2 separate regions of the Mus musculus genome follow, and region 2 is linked to region 1. Evidence: chromatin loops called from intact Hi-C (ENCODE). Cell type or tissue: heart. All regions are shown on one strand.

Region 1 (8,000 bases):
TGGGACGCACTGTGACATTACAGCTCCCTCAATGTTTTCTATGCTTTGTTTCTTTTTTTTTGGGGGGGGGGGGACGACGAGGCTGCAAGGGTCGGGGTGACAAGGAGATGGGTGGGACTGGGGTACATGATGAGAAACTTACGAAGAATCAATAGCAAGCTTAAGGGTAGTAAGCTCTGCATACTCTCCCTACTTAGACTCAGAAAACAGGGAACATTTTCTCCACAGCCTAAGTTATCTCATCCCAAAGTGTAGGCCTGAGTAACGGCAGGTCCCAGAACAGTCGCCAGCTACTGCAGTAACAACCCACACAGCTAGCCCTGTACTGCTGACCAGGCCAGGCTCCAAACCTGACCTCGCCCCACCTGCTGTGTGACCCCATCTTTACTGGATTGCTTTTGAATTTATTTATGGGGTATGGGAGCACAAAAGCCATTGCAAATATGTGGTCAGAGAACTTGTGAGAATCTCTTCTTTCCTCCCACCATGAGGGTCCTAAGAACTGGCCTTGGTTCACACACCTTACAGGCAAACACCTTTACCTGCTGAGCCCCACTGAACTACCCTAACAACTAGGTGGTTTGGGGCACATGTCCTCACCATGGTAAGGAAAGTGACAGAATCAGACAGTACCACAGGAACAGCAGGCATGGACCAACATCCACCTCAGTCCACCGAACTGTCCAGGGCTGTCAGCAAAGCAGGGCGGCAAAGGCCAGGAATTGCTGTTTTTGCATATGCTGATGCATGCTGTTCTGCATGCAGAGGTCACAGTGGGTCTTCTCTGTTGCTCTCCATCTTAGTTTTTAGGATCCAGTCTTTCCCTGAACCTAGAGCATCCTGTTTTGTCTACACTGCCTAGCCAGCAAGCCCTTTTGCACTCCCTCCCTGCCTAAAGGCACACAACGGTGTTGGAGATGCAGACTGCCACTCTGTCTTTCCATGGGTGCTGAGGAAGCACACCCAGGCCCTCACTACTTGCACAGCAAACACTTATCTACAAACCATCTTCCTGGCCCCCAGGGCTACTCTTCATCTTTTTCTCACTACAACTGAGCACAGGATAGCATGACACTGTGGGCTTCGAGGCTCTGGAATACATCTACCACTGACAATCCCCGTCTTCCCAGGCTACATACTCCAGCGTCCTGGAGACCCTTGGAGTTAAGACACAGAAACCCCAAGCCTCACCCTGTCCCTCCAGCCACACCCCCTGACTAGAACCAAAGCTGAACTTCAGGCTTGACTTCTCTTCTACCCCAGCCTGGCCTTCCGATGCCTGATAAGCAAGTGACAAGCAGCCAGGCAGAGAGTAACTGGTATACAGGACAGGTAGGAGGATGCTGAGGGAGGATGCAGAGCATCACCTCCTCTGAAGCCCCCTGCAGCCAGTGCTCAGGTTGGGACATGGAGGAGGGGTCTTGTAGGTGTGCATTCCGTATATTACCACTTGTGCTTCTGAAACAAACACACAGACTGTCACAATCTTTCATCCAAAAAGGGACGCTAGTTGCCTTGGCTCCCAGGGCTTAGTGATGTTTTCCTCTGAATGTGAACATGCGTATGCTGGGGAGATCCAGGGGCTTATGGTCAGGAATGCCCTGACTTAGAAGAACACAAGCTCTTCGGTCTGCTGATCTGGGGTGGTAGAACTGCAGGAACTACAGACAGGGCTCTGGGTCAGTCACAGCCCAACACTGGACCGGCAGAACCAGGACACCTGGCCTTGGCTTGCCAACTGAGGCAGGCAGCAGCAGAGCCAGACAACACCACCTTTTCTGTCAACTCCGGAGATTTGGGAAAGCAATCTTTTCCCACATTCCAGAGGGTCACAGCCCGGGGCAGCTGGAATCTTTATTCTGCTAATGGACAAAATGGCAGCCCAGTAGTACCAAGGAGATGGGGTGTCCAAAGCTGCTTCCTCAAAGTACAGTCTGTCCACACACTGAGCACCAGAATGTGCCCACAAACAGAGCAGAAAGCCCACTCCATCCAGGCCAGGATGCCCAATTCAGTGTCCTCAGGCTCAGGCAACCTCAAGAAGGCTTTGCTGCGGGCTTAGGTTTCTTTCCCCTGTGCTTAAAGTCACGCAGTGGGTTCTGGGCCTTCACCTTCTACAAGAGCAGAAGTCGAAAGTTAGTTTGATGAATCAGTCAGATGGTCCCAACAGACATGAGCAGTGCTGACACCTGACCAAATCCCTGTGCCACAAGCCAGAAACTGCTAGCTGCTGCAGACGTGAGGGAGGCTACTGTGGGCAGACACAGGGCCTTCAGGCAGCTGTGCGAATACCACAAACCCACCCCCATTCCTGGGAGTCCCATCCCTCCCTCAGCTGCTGAAGATGCAGGGCATGGTGGGAAGGAGCACTGCTTCTGTGCCAGGCATCGTGGGAGACGTACCTTAGCCTTCCTAGAGAAGGGCACCTTTCTCCGTTTCTTTCGAGGATGTACAAGGCCACGAAGAGCAGCAGGAACTGGAAGAGATGCTGGGCCTCAGGGATGGCCTCACCCCTACTTCAGCTACACAGTTCTCTCTATAGCGTGAGACCTGGCTTTCAGTGCTGGCCACTCCCTTCTCAGCATTACTCTGTACACTTACAGCACAGACTCCAATTCAGTCTAGCAGTGGTGGTGCACACATTTAATCCCAGTAATCAGGAGGCAGAGGCAGGAGGGTTTGAGTTCAAGGCCAGCCTGGTCAATAGAGTGAGTTCCAGAACTGCCAGGGCTAAACAGAGAAACCCTGTCTCAAAAAAACATAAAGTGGCACAGTGGTTAAGAGCAATGACTGCTCTTCTGAAGATCCCGAATTCAAATCCCAGCAACCACATGGTGGCTCACAACCATCTGTAATGGGATCTGGTGCCCTCTTCTGGTGTGTCTCAAGACAGCTACAGTGTATTACATATAATAAATAATCTTAAAAAACAAAGCAACAACAAAAACCCATAAAGTGGGGCCGGGGGAGGGGGCTGAAGGGAAGAGTATCCAATACTCAATTACTTGTTATATGTGCGCAAACAGAAGATTAAAGTTAGTTCCATAGGCTCCCACTGTCTAAATCATGTCTGTAGTGATTACATTTAATGCAAAGCACACATAACAAGAGAAGCTATGGCATATTCATAGCAGAGTGTGTACACGGCACAGAGAAAGGGAGGGAGGGAGGGAAGAAACGCCTACAAGGGTGAGGCATTTAAAAAGAGAGAAGTCAGAGGGTGGGTTCTCTTTGTGCTGCTCCTGAACTGCAAATTCTCTAGTCCCTATTACTGCTCCTCCCGTTCCCTCTGTATTCCACCCCAACTTCACAAGATCTTGGGCCTAGCCTCAGAGCAGGCACCTCAACAGGATAGGCCACATCTAACATGTCAGACCTTCCCGGATCTTGCAAACTTCCTGGCTCACTCTTAGTGAGTGACTTTGCTCTTAGTAGGTGCTTTAGGCCAAAGGGAGCCTCCTAGCATTTCTGACACAGACCAAGGGTGGGGTCATCTCCAGCTCACTATCCCTTAGAAGCCTGCCTGCAGCCCTAGGTCTGGTGTCATCTTTCCTGGGCCCTTTCACACTCAAACCTTGTCGGCCCTGGTATGTCTCTCCCATACCTTCCTGTCACCTGTTTTGTTTTGTTTTGGTTTTTTGAGACAGGGTTTTTCTACATAGCCCTTGTGGCTGTAGAACTCCATCTGTAGACCAGGCTGGCCTCAAACTCACAAAGATCTGCCCGTCTCTGCCTCCTGGGTGTTAGCATTAAAGGCGTGTACCACAACTGCCCAGCCCTTCTGTCACTTCCAAAGCAGCAACATCACATTAGCAAACTGACTCCATTACAGGCAGGTAGGATCAGGAATGATGGAGAGCCTACGCTAACTGGCCGGCCACCGTCTTATCAACTCTTCTTTGTTTATTGTAAGCATGGAAGGCAGGGATACTCACTGCCAAAAATACCCCACACTACACATCCAAAGGGAAAGCCCAGAGCCTTCCTGAGTTGTGAAGGACCAGCTAGCTTGAACAGATACCTTCCCTCCCTCAGCACCGTGTGCCCCCCTCATCTGCCCCTACCCTCAAACCACAGTGGTTTCAGCTTGGTGCCTGCCAATCTAGAGTATTCCCCAGCACAAGGTCCTGAGTCAGGACTCTCCCTCAAATGTGCTCAGCATCCTGAGAACACGGGAAGCCAGTCACTGGCTCATTTTCCTACTCAACCAAACCCTGGAATATGCCACCAACTCTGCACAACCAGTTTCCTCATCTCCACAATGCAACCCAGTTATGATGAGATAGACGGGTGGAACACAGCTGCACGAGCTGGTACATGGAGCATGGTTGCTCGTGCTCACGTACTCTGAACTGCCTGGTCTCTAGTGCCCTCACACACAAGCTGTCCCAGCACCAAGCACAGGAGCTGGTGGAAGATGGCCAAGAGCGAGGCTCTGTCCTCCAGACTTCTGACCCTCAGCCACACTCACCCAAATAGTCAGGGACATGGCCCAAATGAGGCTTCACCACTGCCGGGTGCAAGGGCAGATCATGGCGAAGTAGCTGAAGGTCTCTGGGGTTGTCTTCAAAGTATGTCTAACGGACAGAGAGCACAAGATTTAAAATGCACAAAAAGCGTCACAGTGAAGTGAAGTTTGCCTACCACTTTGTTCTTCATCCTCCTTGACAGCAACTGCCTAGGACGAACCAGGACAAGCTTCTCATGGCTTGCACAGTTGCCCTCTGCTGGCCAAGCAAGGCACTGCATGCTGTAGCATATCCAGACAATGCTACCTCCAGGAAATCTGTCTACTCTGGAGGTCCCTTCTCACACACCAGAGTTTCACAATGTGGGGCAGCTAGAGCCTTTATTCACGCACTGATGCTAGACTAGAGTCTCCAAAATGGGTACAAGGATATACCCTGTACAAGGACATGTCTGTTTACTTCTCTAAGACACAAACATAGGCACTCTGAATCACTTAAGCTTAGTTATCTTCTTACAGACTGTTCTTCATCAACACCAACAGCCTCTCCACACTCTTCCATGTCTTTGTAACAGCTAGGTATGGCTTGTACATTCTAAGAACCCTAGTATGGACCTTACAGGGCTTCCAAATAATGTTGTAATGATTCTAATAGTATTCCCAATAATGTTGTTCACACATACACTATGTATGCTCATTTATAATTAACCGAGTGCACACTGTGAAGTGTGTCTACCACCCTCCCAGCAGGACAGCTGTCTTTCAACTGGTTTCCTACCTCTCCCTGCCAAAGGCCAGCAAACCATTCAGCTGTCCGCTCTCACCTTGAGCTCCAAGCCCTCACCTTGAGCTTCTCTGAGTGCAGAAGCTCCTCCTTGATCTCCTTCAGTCTCGCCTCTCGAATGGCCTGCTTGGTCACTGAGCGCATGGCATCCTGTGGGTAGACCAGGGGTGAGACGGCCTTAGACCCGCGTGTTCATCGATGGGGTATAATCCCTGGGTCACAGCTCACTCCACAACATCCCTCCTCCCCACCTTTGTCAAGCTTACCCTGCAGCGATAACGAAAGCTTTCAATCTCCTCCATCTGGAACTGGTATGGAAGCAGGATGGGGGCCTCGCCCTCTGGGGAGAAGGCAGTTGTGAAGGTTGAGGGCAGGGCCCATGTAAGGCCTTCCCCTGGTAGCCTCCTGCTCCTCTTCTCTGAAATGAGGCTGTACCATGAGACTCAGCATCACTGTCTTTGAGTCTAAAAGCAGCTCCCAAAACACTTAGGTTAGGGGTGTGTGCTTCAGCCCGGTGTGCCTGTCATCAGCCTCAGGCTCACAACCCACCACCCACAAGACTCCTCATGATGATGGCTGCTGCCTGCAACAGGGCACACGTCACCCACTCAAAGCAACTGAGTCCAGACAGAGCAGAGTATTTAATTAACTCCTGACTATGAAGCAGTCAGTGAACATGGCAGAGTATTACTTTAGTCACTATATGAAAGGACATAGTGTCTGTCATCGGGGAAAGATGATAATGGACAGTGGTAGAAGTCTGCTATCACTCCAGGTTTCTCAGCATTTTACACAGAGCCTCATTATATAACCCAGGGTGGCCTCCAACTAGCTATGTAGCCTGGGCTGACCTAGAACTCTCTTCCCACCTCAGGCTCCAGTGCTGGGAGCCTGCTATATATAAGGCTTCCTCCTCTCATTTGTCTTGGATTTAGAAAAAGATTTATTTATTTTACTTTTTTTGTGTTTTGCCTGTATGCACATATGTATACTGCCTACATGCCTGGTGCCTGCAGATGCCAAGAGGGTGCTAGAGTTACAGATGTCTGTGAACTGTCAAACAGGTGCTAGGAACTAAACCTGGGTCCTCTAAAAGAGCAGCAAGTGGGGCTGGAGAGACAGCTCAGAGGTTAAGACTGCTCTTCCAGAGGTCCTGAGTTCAATTCCCAGTACCCACATGGTGGCTCACAACCATCTGTAATGGGATCCAGTGCCCTCTTCTGGTGTGTCTGAAGACAGCTTCAGTGTACTCACATACATACATACATACATACATACATCTTAAAAACAGGAAAGAGCAGCAAGTGTTCAGCCACAGATCAACCTCTCAAGCCCCATTCTTTGATTTAAAAATAGAAAAAAAAAAAAAAAGTTCTTACTATGTATCCCAGCCTAGCCTCAAACTGTCAGTCAGCCATCCTGTCTCACCCCTGTGCTCTGCAATGAAAGATGTGCAGTACCATACTAGACACTGGAGTTGCTCGCCAGGTGAGCTGGGAGAAGCCCGGCTCCTAGACTCGCAGTCATACCACGGGCTCTTACCTCCACTCAGAAGGTCCTCAATCTTTCCCAAGAAAGGCTGTTCCGCGGGCAACACAAAGGTCAGAACTATGCCTGGGTTGTTGGCTCGAGCTGTCCTGCAGAGGGAGAAGATCAAGCGTGTACCACTAGCCCACAGGATCTGTCCTTCCGCACGCCCCAGCTCACCCCACGCCCCATCCTCCTACCTGCCAGCTCGATGGACATAAGCCTCTGCGGTGGGAGGAAGGTCAAAATTGAGGACCGCAGACACGTGGTGGAAGTCTATGCCCCGAGCCACACCTGACTCTGGATCAGAGGCCCTGAGAAAATAACCTGGTATCAGACAGATACTCACCCTCTGGGAATGTGTTCTCACATATATCTCTAAGCCATCTCTCCTCTAAGCAAAGCTGAAAGACCTCCAAACATTAGAATCACTCCAGGAGCTGGGGTGTTGGAGGGTGGACCGGAGTTCTGACATGCAGGCAAACCTGTGCCCTGACCTTAGCCCTGGGCAATAGCAGAACATACTGACCCATAAACCGCCTCTGGGACCCTGACACTCTGTGCTGCACATGTGGGCATCACCCTCTACTCTATGTCTGCCCAGGAAGCTAAGCAAGGGCCCGTGGGACTGCCAGGTATAACCACCGAGAATGTCTGACAACTCACTCACTCTATGCACTTTGGCTCAGTCTTACAGAGGCTGAAAACAGTCCTCTCGGAGGAATGATGAAAAAAGAGAACCGTGGACTCACTTGTTTCCTTTGGACCCGCGGCCTCGACGTTTGCCTTTGACTTGGGGTCCCAAGATTTCAGCATCTGTCGCTATGACGCAATCATACAAGCCTTGGTTGAACTGTGAGATGATGTGGCACCTGCAATCCAAGGGGATGACCAGCCTGACCCTAACCATCCTCCTTCCCTCTCTCTTTACCTCCTTTATTATCCTCAGATCCGCACCTCAGCCTCCTCAGCTGAAAACTACAGCACTGACCTGGAGAGATGGCTCAAGGACTAAACGCTCGGCTGCTCTCCAGAGGACCCAGGTCCTAGTCCCAGCACCCACATGGCAACTAATACTCCGTAAATCCAATGTCAGGGGATCCAACACCCTTTATGGCCTCCCTATGCATCAGCTACGCACGTAGGACACATAAACCACACAGGCAATAAAACACCTACACTCGTAATTTTCCTTCCTTCCTTCCTTCCTTTCTTCCTTAA
Region 2 (8,000 bases), 270 kb before region 1:
AAACCTTTGCCTCCTTTCTCCTTAGAACACCCCAGTGGGGCTTCCTGTGCCCTGTGGGGCATGCGGGGCACACAGCAGACAGGACAGTCCCATTAGTGTTGGTGTGACCGTGTGCCCATTCCCGGCAATACAGCATCACAGCAAAGTAACAGGAGGCAGGGTGCCAGATGCAGACAGACAAGGAGAGACGACCATGAACGCTCGCACATAGCGTCAGACGACGAAGACGCCACAGACAGAGCTGTCCGGGCACTGGGGCCGACACTGTTCCCCCCGGGTGGACCCCATGGGTCTCTAACAGACCCTTGAGTCTTCATTCTCCCATCACCCACTGAAACAACCGGGGCAGGTGGCCCATCCAGAACTTACAAGTCACCCCGTGCGCAGACCTCAAACTCATCCATCACCACCCCCACTTCAGCTGTCTCCCACACACAACACGATGCTCAGAGTACTGAGGACAAGGAGGCCACAAGGCTGCCCAACAGACGCTTGGACGGATACAGGTGGCAGGCCAGGTGTTGGCAGCACAGACACTGGGGTGTCAAGTGAGGGACACAGACCCAACGACACGGAGGAGGCAGGACTGGGGCGTAGCAGACCTCAGTGGTACCCAATGAGAAAAGCCAAAAGGCCTTCTGGGCAGAGGACCTTAGAGGTAAGGACAGAAGCTGGACCCCCGCCAGCCTGGAGGAAAGGGTCTGAGGGCCGGTGAAGAAGGAGGAGGCTTTCTGTAGAATGAGGGTGGCACTCAGACACCGTCTTCCCTAGAGAAGAATGTCTCACCTGAGAAATTCCGTGTGGCCAGCATAGTGGTGAGGATGGCTCCCTACGAAGAAGCAGAGGCAGGGTCACCCTGTTAGTGTCTGTCACCCTGTTAGTGTCTGCCTCTGCCCCCAGCTTACAAGTTCAGCCTACCAGAGAAGTAAGATTTCCGGAGCCTCTAGCACTAAGGCAAGTCACACGCCCATAGTTAAAGCTCACACTACCCACAAATCACAGCGTCCAGACTCCTGAGAAGTGGGCGTGGCCAGGAAGGGGTTCTTGTCCTTCCTAAATGCTGTGGCACCTTAATACAGTTCCTCATGTCGCGGTGATGCTCGGCCACAAAGTTATCTCGTTACCACTTCATCACTGTAATCTTGCTACTGTGGTGTTATGAATGACATGCGGAACATCTGATATGTGACCCACTAAAGGGTCTTGACCCACAAGTTGAGAACCATTCCTTTAACAGGCCCAGGGTAGTCACGGTTGTCCTCAATGCTTTGGGGAAGCTCAATCAAGCAATGGCTCCCGGGTCTACTCCTGTCCCTGACTGGCCAGCAACTATCAGGATTGGTTCTGTCCACTTGCCTCCCTAACCTGCTGGGCCCACCAGGACCCTTCTGCTCTGCCCTTTACCAAACCTGCTCTGGCCCAGTACTCCTTTAGCCCTCAGGGTGATGAAGCGACCAGCTCTGTACCCAGGGCCAAGCTCAACCCTCTGAGCTGTGCCAGCATCTGGAATCCTCTGGTCTGGACTTGCAAACAGGCATTTGGGGGTTTCTCCTGCTTCCTCTTCTGCAGGTCCTACTGACACCCCTACTTCCAGCATGGAGCCCACCAGGACGCAGGGTTGGGGACTGAGTCTCGCCTACCTTGAGCTTCCTCCTTGCATTGAACTTCTTCAGACATTCCACAGTCTCCTGTCTGTGCATCATAGAGGCCACGGTGGAACGTTGCTGTTGGGAGAAGGGAAGTCACAGGGCAGTGAGGATCATCAGAGGTGTCAGTCTTGTCCCCAGAGGCTTAGGAGAGAGGTTCAAGGTGGTGGCACTCTAGGGCCAGCCACAATGACAAAGAGATCGATCACTCGTTCCCACCTGCGGTCCCCAACTTATTTCCAAGTTCAAGTCTTGTCCTTCACAGACCAGGGGAGTGGTCAGACACAAGGTACAGAAGCCCAGGGCCATCTTGGGGGCCCTGGATATACCCACTAGGAACTGGCCCCTAGAGTTTGCCAAGAATGACTTACGCAGACCCATGGGTGCTTCAGGGCCTCATGGGCCGTGATGCGCTTGGCAGGGTTGATGGTCAGCATCTGGTTGATGAGGTTTTTGGCTTCAGGAGTAACGGTGTCCCACTCAGGGGATGGGAACTACAGAAGGAAGCGGGGCACAGGGCAAGGCTGAAGCCCCTCCCCTGGGCAGAGGCCATGGAGAGGAGGGGAGACCCAGGGTGCGGCAGTCCCCACCCTCCACGCCGGCGCCCACTCACATCATACGCCCCAGCCTTGATCTGCTGGTACAGCTTGTGTTGGTCCTCATCCCAGAAAGGTGGGTAGCCCACCAGCAGGATATACAGGATCACCCCTGTGGATGGGGAGGTGAGCAGCATAGCCCTGGGGCCCCCAGGGTCAGTCCTCAGTGTCCCTTTGCGCCCCTCCACCATGGGAAGGATGGCACAAACGGCCTCTGATCCCTGCTCCATCTCCACCCTATGTCACTAGGGAGCCTGGCCAGCCGCCTCTGCTGTATCCCCACCAGAAAGAGAAGAGCCCACCTAAGGAGCCACCTTGCCCTGTGGTCTGACAGCCCCTGGTCCCTGTATCCTGGTGTCCACTTGCTCTGGGCACAGACCTATAATGAGCACAGGCAGACAAACATAATGGCCTGGGGCACATTGGTAAATGTAGTCACGGTGAGAGATCCCTGCTAAGGCAGCCCAGAGGCAGGGATGACACACATACTTGGCTCAGGGCAGGGTAAGCCAGCCACCTGCACACTGCAGGGCAGAGGGAACGATTCCAAAAACACTACCACACACTCACCATGCAACCCAGCCACCTCTCACACACAGGTCTTACCACATGCCCAGATGTCCACAGGTTTGCCGTAGGCCTCCTTCCGAAGGACCTCGGGAGACAGGTAGCCTGGCGTTCCCGCAAATCCTACCGAAGGGGAAGGGACCATGAAGGGCCATGAGGAGCTGCCAGTACCCTCTGCCTGCCCCCTGACACTCACCAAACCATGCCTGCTGGTCTCCCTGAACCTCGATGGCCAGGCCGAAGTCTGCCAGCTTCACTGCGGCGCCTTTGCATTTGCTGGCCAGAAGCAGGTTCTCAGGCTACAGGGAGAGAGCCGTCAGGCCACAGCGCAGTTGTAAGGGGCGGGGCACAAAACAGAGACAGACAGCAGCAGTTTGCTGGACAGGGAGGCACAGTGTGCCGCCCAACATGGAGGTCCTAGACCTATAGCTTGGCTCCTCTCTGGGGACAAGGATGGCAGCCCCAGTCATTCAAAGGGAAGTTAGCTCTCAGTTTGAACTTGGGTGCCTTGCTTCCTAAAATGAGAACAAAATCTCCAGCTCTCCCTCACAGACAACACAACATCTCCATCGTAGGCCTGCAGGGCTGCCCCACTGATAGAGGCCAGTCTTGCCCCTCTCCTTTCTGACATGGTGGAGAGTCTAGGGACTTGGGCAGTGTTCTTCACAGGACATGGAGGAACACCCAAATCCCACTCAGCTCCAGTCAGCACTACTACACGGGACAGAAAGGAGCCATGGGTCGCTTAGTTGTCTGCATCCACAAGTGGGGAAGCATCCTCACGGAGAATCATTCTTGGTTCAGCTGCAGGGATATTTGTTTTGTCCTGAAGAAGTGGCCAGAGAGGCTGTTGTCTCTTAGTTGTTGAAGGCCTAAGAGGCCCCTCTGCAATTTGCTTTCCCTGGCCTTTCTGTCTAACCTGTAACCACAGCAGCCTGTCCTGGCAGCTCTGGGCACCAATCAGGAAGTTCCTGGCTTCTGACCACCAGGGGGCTCTTCAGCACTCAGCAAAGAGGCGTCTCACCCCTGGGTCCTCGGACTGCCATGGCCTGCTTTTGTTATCCATCTCAGAGACTTTACATGGCTTAATGTGATTCCTGGAACCCAAGTATGCCTGCCCACCTACACAGAAAGATGCAAGCTTCCTGAGTTGGGTCTCCGGGCCCACCGCAGACCAGAGCTTCACAAGCACTCGAGCTGTGAGTGTGAAGTAAGCAAGCCCAAGGCTACAGATCTACTAAAACTCCCTCCCCTCTGGTGATAGGCAGGGTTCACGCTCAGCCTTGCCCATTTTCACTTTGCCATTGTGAGCATGGCAGGGGCCCCAGGCTCTCTGCTCCTGCATTGGAAATGTGTTAATCACATGGGAGCTCTAGAAGGTGCAAGGCAGGAAAGTCTGGGGCCTTGGAGGAGGCAGCAGTCAGGCCGTAGAGGCTGGGCTGTACTCTGGCTCCTTCACAACCACTCTCTGAGACACGGCCTACACATGCTCTCTCCTGCCTTGTCTTGACTGTGTAGCTTCTACCTAGCACTGTGTCATCTGTGGGTCTGCCTCATCAAGATGGTGGGATCTCCTCCAGGAAAGGAGGGGCGCTCTATTCTCTCAAAAAGAAGATCTTGTTTGCCCAGACCTGGAGATGTAGGGAACACATACTTCTCTGCCTTAGCCTCTGCGGTAACTCTCTGCAAGTGTAGTGCCCGCACCTCATTTAATCAGTGACATAGACCCCCTTCTCTCAGGGGTCTTGTTCACTGCTGGCCCAGATAAAACAGAGCAGGATGCTCAAGGAAGCAAGGACACATGGTGAGATAGAGGGGACATCCAGTAGGATGTGATACCCTTCCCAGAACAGCAGCAAAGACTGGCCCCTAGCCTATGGCCTAAGAAAGGAGTGATCACCCCAGTTAGCACTGAGGCTCAGGGGAAGGTCGGCCTTAAAGACATTCAGGCCAGGACTGGCATCTATAGTGTCCCCAAACAGGTGGACTCAACAAACGGCTGAACCAGACCTTGGAAAAGTAGAGGTTACAGTCAAGAAGGGGTTGGGGGGATAGGGTCTATAGAAAGCTCAGGGTCATTAGTTGTTTTCTCATGAGGCAGGGTCTCATGTAGCTTGGCTGCCCTCAGTGCTATGTACCCTAGGCTACCCTTGAACCCCTGACCCTCTTGCCTCAGTTTCCTAGGCACTGGAATTAAAGGGATAAGCCTCACACTGAGCGACAGGTTTTCTTTTGAACAGAACTAGATCCCATAGTCTAGCTGTGGGCATCATGGAATCGGAAAGAGAGGTCTGAGAGGAGTTGGCTAAGCCAGTCTGCTCCTGCTCTCCCTGAGCCTTGAGAGCTCCATCTTGGCAGGGGACTAGAAAGTGAGAATCTGAGTGTACCTCGGTTAACTGGGCGGTTCCAGAAGTGACGGGGATGCTGGGTTGTAAGTGTGCAGCCACATGTCACATCTGTGCACACACCTGCATGCACACACCCAGCTAGTTACGCATGCACTCATGCCTCTATGTACACACATGTGCATATGGCCTTGCCCAGACATGAACACACATGCACTCACACTTCTTCGTGCAAGCACATAGTATGCACGCACACCTTCCACCCACACCCCTCCCTCGTACTCCACACCTCCTTTTACATGGTCGGTAGGTGTGGGTGACAACCTGTCACAGAGCAGATAAGAAACTCACCTTGAGGTCTCTGTGGACGACCCCCATTTGGTGACAATGGAGAACAGCTTCCAGGATCTGCTGGATGCAGTGACTATAGCAAACAGCAGACAAGTTAGTTGAGTGGTCCTGGGGTGGCCAGGGAGGGGAGCAGCAAAGGAGGCATGGGGAAGGCAGGAGTGCTGTGGGGGACTGGGGTTCAATTCCCAGGCTGGAGGGAGCAAGGATGATGAGGGAAGCCATGGCAGAAGGAGATGCTGGCTACAAGGAAGTCCTTCCTCAGCCCCAAGGCCAGCTCTTCTAGTCCTTGCTCTGCCTCCCCTGCTGGGCCCAGCTGAGCTTAGAAATCAGAACGGGATCCACCGCAGTAACTCTGAAGAGACACTCTGGTTTCCTGCTTACCTGGGCTGAGATAGGCTAAACGGACCGTAAGCTGTGGGTAGAGATGCCTGCTGTAAGTGAGGCCTGTGGGCAGGAGCATGGGTGCCAGGAATGTGGATAAGCCTGCCTGCTTGGAAGTGGCAACACTGCATTACAGCTTCTTCATCTCAATAGATACAGTGCCTGGGTATCCACCAGTCCAGCCTTATCCACGTGAAGACATCTATTGGGCAGGGTGCCTGGCTGCCCAGGGGACAGCCTGAGCACAGGAGTCCCCTCTGTTCTATTGGTGGCAGTCCCGGATCCTTCCTGTCCTTCCACACAACAGGCTCAGGGCCACCAGCCCCAAGGATGCAGAGGTTCTGTAGCCTGTGCCCTGCCCTAGTAGCCCCTGGAGCCAGATATGAGTCACATGGGACCTCACCCTAGAGACAGTGGTGTGACCAAAGGTTGGCTTCCCTGGGGTATGAAAACCACCCTTCTCAAACAGTACCCCCTCACCCCCAAGTCTGGCCCCACGTGGACATGACCAGCACGGCACTGTGAACTATATTCACACGAAGCTCACCCTTGACATCTGATGGATATGAACCTGAAGTTTGTGAGTTCAGAAAGAACCAAGTCCAACTTGTGGGAGGCAATCTTCCAGAATGTTTCCACCCCTTGCCTGCATGGGGGCCTTGAAACCCTGTCTTCCCAGCTTTCTCTCAGGGTCCATCTTGGCCCCTTTCCTGTGTCACCATAAGAAACTGCCATTTCTCATGACATTCTATTCTGCCTGGCACCATACCTTATCTTTGTCCCCAAGAGAATCCAGCACTTGTCACTCAGGGTGATGCCCAGTCCCATGCAGGTTAGGGGACAACTGTGTTCATGGCAAGGCCTGTAGGACTGGGCACAGAATGTCTCCCCCAAGTGAGCAGAGCTCAGGCTTCCCATAGGCCAAACCCACAAACACCGGAACCAATGGGGCACAGCTGTAAGTTCAAAATCTTTTCCCCAGCCCTGCCGGGTGCAAAGGGCCTCTATTGAGTTGGCCAATGGCCAATGGGCCTCTCAGACTATATGAATGGAGAGGGTCCTGTGGCCCTATTTAGAAAAAATTAGAGCCACAGACTGTCGGTCTCCAGCCGCGTCTGTGGTCTGCATAGCCCCCAGTTGGCTGATCTCCCTTCTATCTGGGACATTCTTCCAAAGGATTGATTTATGTGCAGCCATGGTCACTGGGAAGTGCCATCTGCCTATGCCACCACATGGGTCCAGCCTGCTCCATGCACTGAGAGAATGCTGAGGGACAGAGCTGGCACCTTCCTCAGGCGCAGTTTTCAGAGAGCCCATTTCAAGTCCAGCGAAGGCTCTAGGCAAGGCCCTGAGGTCTTACCCTCCATGATAACACTGTCAGCATGTGCCTAGCAGTACACACTTTCCTGCCCTCCTGCTCCTCAGGCATCCTTCCTGGTGCTGCTGGGCCTACCAGGAAGCCTCTTTTGGTGCCCAGAGGCTCCAGCCCATGCTGCTGGGCTGGTGAGCTTCCCTTTCTGGCACAGGCTGGTCCTCACACAAGTGGAAGTTCCTCATGGCTGCCACAGCCACCCTGAGAAGGTCACTAGTACTACAGAATAAGCTGGTGGGCAAGACAAGACTCTCCGGGAGAGCATGGCACCAAGCTGTAGGAGGGAAAGTGACAACAGGGACCTGCGGCAGGCTAGGGCACTTACCCAGCCAGAGAATAGTGGCTCAGGGAACTCTCTTTAGGGACTTTCCCTCACGCTGCTCTGGCCCATGCTATCTCCATCACCAGGGCATCAATACTGTCTTAGTGTCTTACTTTGGGAGTCACTCTGTGGCCTGAATCCCAGTCAGGCAGCATTGTGGACACTGGCTAGGTCCTGACATGATTCTCAGCTTGGGACCTGGCCAGCATCACTGTGGCTAGGACCACCGGTACATACTGCCATGCCTGGCTTCTGAGAATTGCAAGAATACGTCTGTGTTCCAAATTTTGTTTTCTTTGGTTTGTAAAAGGACTTAGCCACCTCTAAGTTTCCCCCACAAACTCCAAACTAAAAGCCCTGTGTCTCTCTAAAAGGAATCTCCAGCTTCCTTAGACAGAAATGGGTTCAGAAAAGCCCCTC

What was found. A loop is a pair of places that touch in the nucleus more often than their neighbours do. Peaks named below come from ENCODE experiments on the same cell type or tissue, not always from the same donor. Only the 100,000 strongest peaks of a DNase experiment are listed, where the experiment ranks them.
Region 2: a loop joins it to region 1, with 8 times the contacts of the local background. A loop is called at or near these places in 21 of 42 quality-filtered maps.

The regions. Positions count from the first base shown.
Region 1 is chr11:6,257,145-6,265,144 of GRCm38, forward strand. Ddx56 (DEAD box helicase 56) reads right to left here. Exons shown (of 14, transcript NM_026538.3): 7 at 7,532-7,651; 8 at 6,980-7,093; 9 at 6,795-6,889; 10 at 5,519-5,592; 11 at 5,313-5,402; 12 at 4,472-4,577; 13 at 2,403-2,476; 14 at 401-2,114. The coding sequence ends at 2,037. Among named protein-coding and RNA genes, the nearest start is that of Ddx56, 6.6 kb to the right of the region's middle. In heart, no CTCF peak of the experiment used is centred here; a DNase peak (open chromatin) is centred at 4,477.
Region 2 is chr11:5,987,315-5,995,314 of GRCm38, forward strand. Camk2b (calcium/calmodulin-dependent protein kinase II, beta) reads right to left here. Exons shown (of 21, transcript NM_007595.5): 6 at 5,506-5,578; 7 at 3,006-3,108; 8 at 2,849-2,932; 9 at 2,260-2,354; 10 at 2,018-2,140; 11 at 1,641-1,724; 12 at 787-829. Among named protein-coding and RNA genes, the nearest start is that of Ykt6, 36 kb to the left of the region's middle. In heart, a CTCF peak has its summit at 3,780 (motif pointing right); no DNase peak of the experiment used is centred here; H3K27me3 peaks cover 1,178 bases.